Regions from separate parts of the Mus musculus genome. Here region 2 is linked to region 1. Evidence: chromatin loops called from intact Hi-C (ENCODE). Cell type or tissue: gastrocnemius. All regions are shown on one strand. Each heading gives the region's core, and the rest is flanking DNA. Links, peaks and the distances in the headings are about the cores only. Region 1 overlaps Ubl3 (ubiquitin-like 3). Region 2 has its middle 63 kb from the start of Ubl3.

Region 1 (2,802 bases), core at 241-2,740:
TTTTCAGAGAAGCCCTTTCAACAGATAGGCAATATTTAAACGTGCTCTTGGAATGGTCTCTGCACAGCACTGGATTCTTCTGAGCAGCAGGTACTTTCTCACTTGGGATTTAAAGTCTTTGAGAATAAAGCTCTGCCCATCATCTCAATACTAAGTCAACAGCAGTTCTATTAACTGGATGGCACAACAGATCAGCCACAAAACCTCTGAGCATTTGTGCTCAAGGTTCTGCTACCTCATCCCAGAATTCTAACGCCTTCCTCAGCAAACTCCATTCACAGATAATCTAGACAGCAGAAAGGGGGTGAAGTGGGCGGAGTAGGAAAGCTCACCCATCCTGTGGGGCCAGAAAATACACAGACACAAGCAAGTTCTAATATTTCTATTCTCAGACTCTGACTGACTTGCCTCACTTCATTTTATAAACCAGTCATCCAAAAAGGGCAGAAACCTCAGGGCCTGGCATTTACATACAGAAATGTGCAATTACAGTCTTTTCAGTAAACTCAGAATGGAGTCGAAGGCATTCAAAATGTTGGCCCTAAGCCATCAAAACTCAGCTAGAGAGGCTGGTGGACCACATTATAATCACAGTACTCGGACTGAGGCAGGAGGATTATTAGTGTGAAGCTAGCCTGGGCAACATAGCCAGTACTTAAAAAGACAGAAACAAGGAAAGTTAAACTAAGCACACTACACCCTATTTTAACAAAGTAGCAACTCAAAACAATCACACTGGGTTGTTTCAAAACACAACCTTCAAGAACTAGGAAAGAGTTCAAAATAACCCAGGGTTTCTGCCCAGGCTATAATGAAGAAAGGAACTTAAAAGTCAAAGAGTTTTCCATGTCATGAAGACTAGCAGAGTCAGCACCATTTAAGACTAATAGAAGGGCATTCCAGCTTTAATATTTAACAGCACATTTTCCATACTCAAATAGTGAAAGCAGGCAGCATAAACCTCCTGCCTACTAGCATGTGTGGGACACTTTTCCTTTCCTCTAAATAACACACATAGTACCACTTCATGAGTCAAAATGTCTCTCAGCAGTTATAAAACACCAATTCTGATTTTAAAACCATGGAGGACATAGCAGATCTAGGACACTTGTCCTCACATCTCACAAGTGTAAGACCATCACCCAAGCACTGAAGAAAAGGATTCAGAGAAAGGCAAGTCGACTTGGGCCTAAAACAAACTAAAATCCATTTCAGCTCAAACTCTGGCCATCATGCACAGTCAAATTAAACCACCCAGAGACTCACTCAACAGAGAGATGGTGCTGACTGCGCTATTATCAGGTCACACAGCCAGGCACGCAGGACTTCAGCTCCTGAGCTTGAAGGACTCTCCCGACTTCAACAGGGAAAAAAACAGTGTGTGGGGCAGGAGGAAGAAAACGATAAAGGAATTGTAAGCAAGGAAGGGGTCCCCATTTCGTCTCAGGACACTTTCCCCATAGTGACAGTTCTGTTTTCTGGATCCTGTTCTGACAAGGCTCCTCCTCACACGTCATTTTATGTTAACTTAGGAAACCGATCAAAGTTCACACGGAAAGGAAATTTATTTTAGTTATTTCCTGCCCACTAGAGGGCTCCAAAAATATTTCTTTCATGACTAGAAGAAATAAACCAAGCATTACAATTGAAGCATTCTATGAACCATATGAAATGTACTGACAAAAACCAATTGCCAGCATACCATTTGCCCCCAGACTACACACTGTTGATCAGCACCTGCTTCTTCAACCGAACAAGCGAGCATCAGCTGCTTCAGAGAACAGCACACCTCACTGTCTCATACAGCCTCTCTGCACATAGTCTCTAGCTTTCTGTTTTTGAGACAGGGTCTCACTGTACAGCTCTGGCTAGCCTAAAACTTACTTTGTAGACCAGGTCAGCCCTGAACTCACAAGATCCGCCTGCCTCTGCCTCCAGAGCACTGGGATTAAAGGTGTGCACCACCACCACACCCCTCACAGGTAGTTAGCAGACCCGTTTTTTGGTGTAATGGATGTCCTAAAGCTGTAAAGTGCAATTCTCGTCCAAAGTCCTAAGTTGTTTCCCAAACGAAGAAACACTGGCGTGAACACATCCCACGTGCTGAGGCCATTTCCAATGCACAGTGAGGTCATCGTCCTCATCACCATCTTTGCCTGTCTTCCCCGCCCCCCAAGTCCTATCACCCACATGTCACTACACAGACACAAACAATGGCTATGGCCCAAGGAAGACTACAAATTGTGAACTCAGTTTTAAAAACGTAAAGGAAACTTTTAAAATATGATTATAATGAAATTCTGCTCCAATATTTTCAGTTTTTTTCAGACACAGGTTGCTACACTGAGATATTAGTAAATGTATTTCCAACTCAATCCCTATTAACAAGGAAGAAAAATCAGCATCAGGAGGTTTTAAATACACTTAGGTTCCTAAACGTGTGTGTGTGTGTGTGCGTGTACACTGCAGAATGGTGAAAAGAAGGCTCCTTGCAAATTATTGTATAGAAGATGCAACAAATGCATTAACCACAGACACACTTTATCCTTCTAAATTTGAATAAAGTATTTTCTTTACAGTAAAACAAAAATGTATTTACTGTTTAAAAATAAATTTTAGTAAATACTACTCACAAAATTAAAACTAGTGTTAAAATACTGGTCACAAAATGAGCCACAATTATAGCCATAAAAAGACTTTATCCAAATGGCAATTGAGTTATCAATTATCATTCGTCTGGAAGGAATTACTGCAAATGAAACCGGGCAGGGGTTCTAACATCAGTGCCCCACCCCACCTCCT
Region 2 (2,802 bases), core at 143-2,642, 59 kb before region 1:
AGGAGAAAAGGGTTTATTTTGCCTAAACTTCCAGTTAACAGTCCATTACTGAGGAAAATCAGAGCAGTAAAGGGACCTGGAGGCAGGAGCTGATGCAGAGGCCATGGGTGGGGGTGGGGTGCTGCTTACTGACTTGCTCCTCATGGCTTGCTCAGCCTGCTTTCTTATAGAACCGAGGACCACCAGCCCAAGGAATGGTACCCCACCAAACCACTAATTAAGAAAATGCATTACAGGTTTATCTGCTTACGGTGGGCTCTTCTGGAGGCATTTTCTCAGTTGAGGCTCCCTCCTCCCTGATGTCTGTAGCTTGAGTCAAGTTGACATACAACTAGGGATTCTCCGGTCTCTGCCTCCCAAGTGCTGGCATTACTGGCATGTGTGGCTACAGTCAGCTTCTACATGGGTGTTAAAGACTGAACTCAGGTCCTCGTGCTTGCATGGCAGGTAATGGATCAATTGTTCTATCTCCCCAGCCATTATATGTATGTATATATGTAAATTACATATACATAGATCCAATACGTATATATCTGCCGTTCCCTCCCACTTTCCTGTAAATGTCATGATTTTATTCCTCTTTACAGATGAATAACCCCCAGTTGTTGTTTTTTGTTGTTGTTGTTGTTTGTTTGTTTGTTTGTTTGTTTGATCCATTCTCCAGATGATGGGCATTAGGCTGGTTCCATCTCTTAGCAATTGTGACTGCGGCAGCAGGGGTCTCTGTAGTGTGTTGGCATGGGGTACTTTGGATAAATGCCTAGGAGTGTTAGAGCTGGGTCATATAATAGTTCTATTTTTAGCCCTTTTGAAAAACTCCCATACTAATTTCCTTGGAGATAGCATCAGCGGTCCACATTCTCCCCAACAGTGTGTAAGACTTCCCCTTTCTCTCTGACCACATAATTTTACACCCCAGGCACCTGAGTTTTAACTGAGTCTTAATCAAGTCTCCCTTAGACACAACGTAAAGGTTGTGATTATTTATGCAGCCTTGAAGTGCCATTTCCCTGAGAGTCACTCCTTGTGTTCCTGTAAAACCTCGCTCGCATGTCTGCTTTCCTGCTCACTGTACACACAGACGCAGGTTCCCCCAGCTGGAGTAGCAAATGGACTGCTCACCTCCTGCTGTCTCTCAGCATCTAGCAAACGCCTGTAGGTGTGTTGGCTGGAGTGAAAAATGCCCCCCCCCCCCAAAGGCTCAGTTCCCTGGTTGGTGGAGATTTGAAGGGTGGGGAAGGGTGAATGGAACCTTCGGGAGGTGTGGCCTTGCTGGAGGAAGTGCGTCACTATAAGGGGGTGCGCTTTGCAATTTCATAGCCCCGCCCGCCTCCAGTTCTCTCTCTGCTTCTTGAGTTTGCTTGCGGTGGAGGTGTGATCTCTTGACTCCTTGCTCCTTCATGCTTCTACCATAATGGACTTTTAGTCCTCTGGAACTTAAGCCAAAAGAGATGCTCTCATCTCTAAGTTACTTGTGGTCAGGGTATTTTATTACGGTAACAGAAACTGATACCGTGGGTGTTAAGGACTGAAGTGTGTCCTATGCTCTTAGGCTGATATGTTGACATCTTAACCCCCAGTACCTCCAACGGGCCCTCACTTGAAAAGAGGGTCACTGAAGGTGTAATTAGTCACTATGACTTCACAGTAAATCCCAACCCAGTATGACTGGTGTCATAAAAAGAGATTTGGACACAGGCAGGGAGACGCAGTTTGACCGTGAAGGGAGAGCAGCAAGCGCCATGTGTCTGTGAGAGTCTGCCAGCTAGCCTCAGGGCTTGGAGGAAAGCCCAGTGCAGAGCCTCTTTAGCGGCTCTCAGAAGAAACGAGCACTGCAGACTTCTTGCCTCCAGTGTCCAAAGGCAACAATCTCTGTATTGAAGGTGCCCACGTGGAAGCTCTTTATATGGGGCCCTAGCAAAGCCACGGCTGTGTGACAGAGAACCAGCACAAACTCAGCTGCGACAGCAGGGGTGGTGGCCCGTGGTTTCCTTTCCAGGGAGTAGCTCCTGAATTTGACAGCGTTCTTCTCGTACTGTGCAGAATGCCCTAATCTACTCGAGATGCTCATGTATATAAGACGAGGTGCAGTCAAGGTCGCCATTTGCTTAAACGAATGCATCCCAGTAATAAGTAGGAAGCCGGCAAGCTCAGGGACACAGCTAAATACAAGGGGTCAAGCCCCGCATGGTAAAGTAAATTAACTAAATGAAAAATAACTTCTCTTTAAACTTTATTTGTATAAGCATTTGCCCGTGTTTATGTTGTGTTACAGGTATGTGCACCCTCAGAGGTGAGAGGGGGGCATCATTTGTTCTTCTTTCCCCCTCCCTCCCCCCTCCCTCCCCGCCTTCCTTTGTACTTCTGTCATTGGCTGATGCCCAGCCAATGTCAGGGACCATGCCATTGAGTCTGTGGGACTGTGAACATGGTAAATCTTTTTTCTTTAGAAAGCTGACCTTGCCTAGGCTACTAGAAAAAAAAAAAAAAAAAAAAAAGATGTGATATACCATGAAAAATAAGTTCCTGAGAAATTTGCTACAGAAAAAAAAAGCTTGTAAAATTATAGGATCAACATAATCATGCCCAATTTTCTTACATTTGGGACAAATCTCTCAGCTTTAGAGTGGGGGCCAAGATGTGGCCCAGTTGTGGGAGGCATCCTGAGAGAGGCCACTGGTGAACTTCCCACGGAACTTTGACTGAAGGTCTGGGAAGCCTCTATCTTTGTGTCTTTTGAAGAAAGGGGCGGGGCCTGATTTCACGCAATGACGGAATTATTTTACCAAGTCCATCCATCAT

Evidence for each region. A loop is a pair of places that touch in the nucleus more often than their neighbours do. Peaks named below come from ENCODE experiments on the same cell type or tissue, not always from the same donor. Only the 100,000 strongest peaks of a DNase experiment are listed, where the experiment ranks them.
Region 2: it touches region 1 in a loop (2.6-fold over the local background); 6 of 42 quality-filtered maps call a loop at or near these places.

Annotation. Positions count from the first base shown.
Region 1 is chr5:148,546,654-148,549,455 of GRCm38, forward strand. The region is part of intron 1 of Ubl3 (ubiquitin-like 3); the gene reads right to left. Among named protein-coding and RNA genes, the nearest start is that of Ubl3, 4.7 kb to the right of the region's middle. In gastrocnemius, for the core only: a CTCF peak has its summit at 1,590 (motif pointing right); DNase peaks (open chromatin) are centred at 1,830 and 2,107; H3K4me3 peaks cover 550 bases; H3K27ac peaks cover 1,850 bases.
Region 2 is chr5:148,488,238-148,491,039 of GRCm38, forward strand. No RefSeq gene overlaps it. Among named protein-coding and RNA genes, the nearest start is that of Ubl3, 63 kb to the right of the region's middle. In gastrocnemius, for the core only: no CTCF peak of the experiment used is centred there; DNase peaks (open chromatin) are centred at 748, 1,239, 1,780 and 2,372; H3K4me3 peaks cover 1,364 bases; H3K27ac peaks cover 1,411 bases.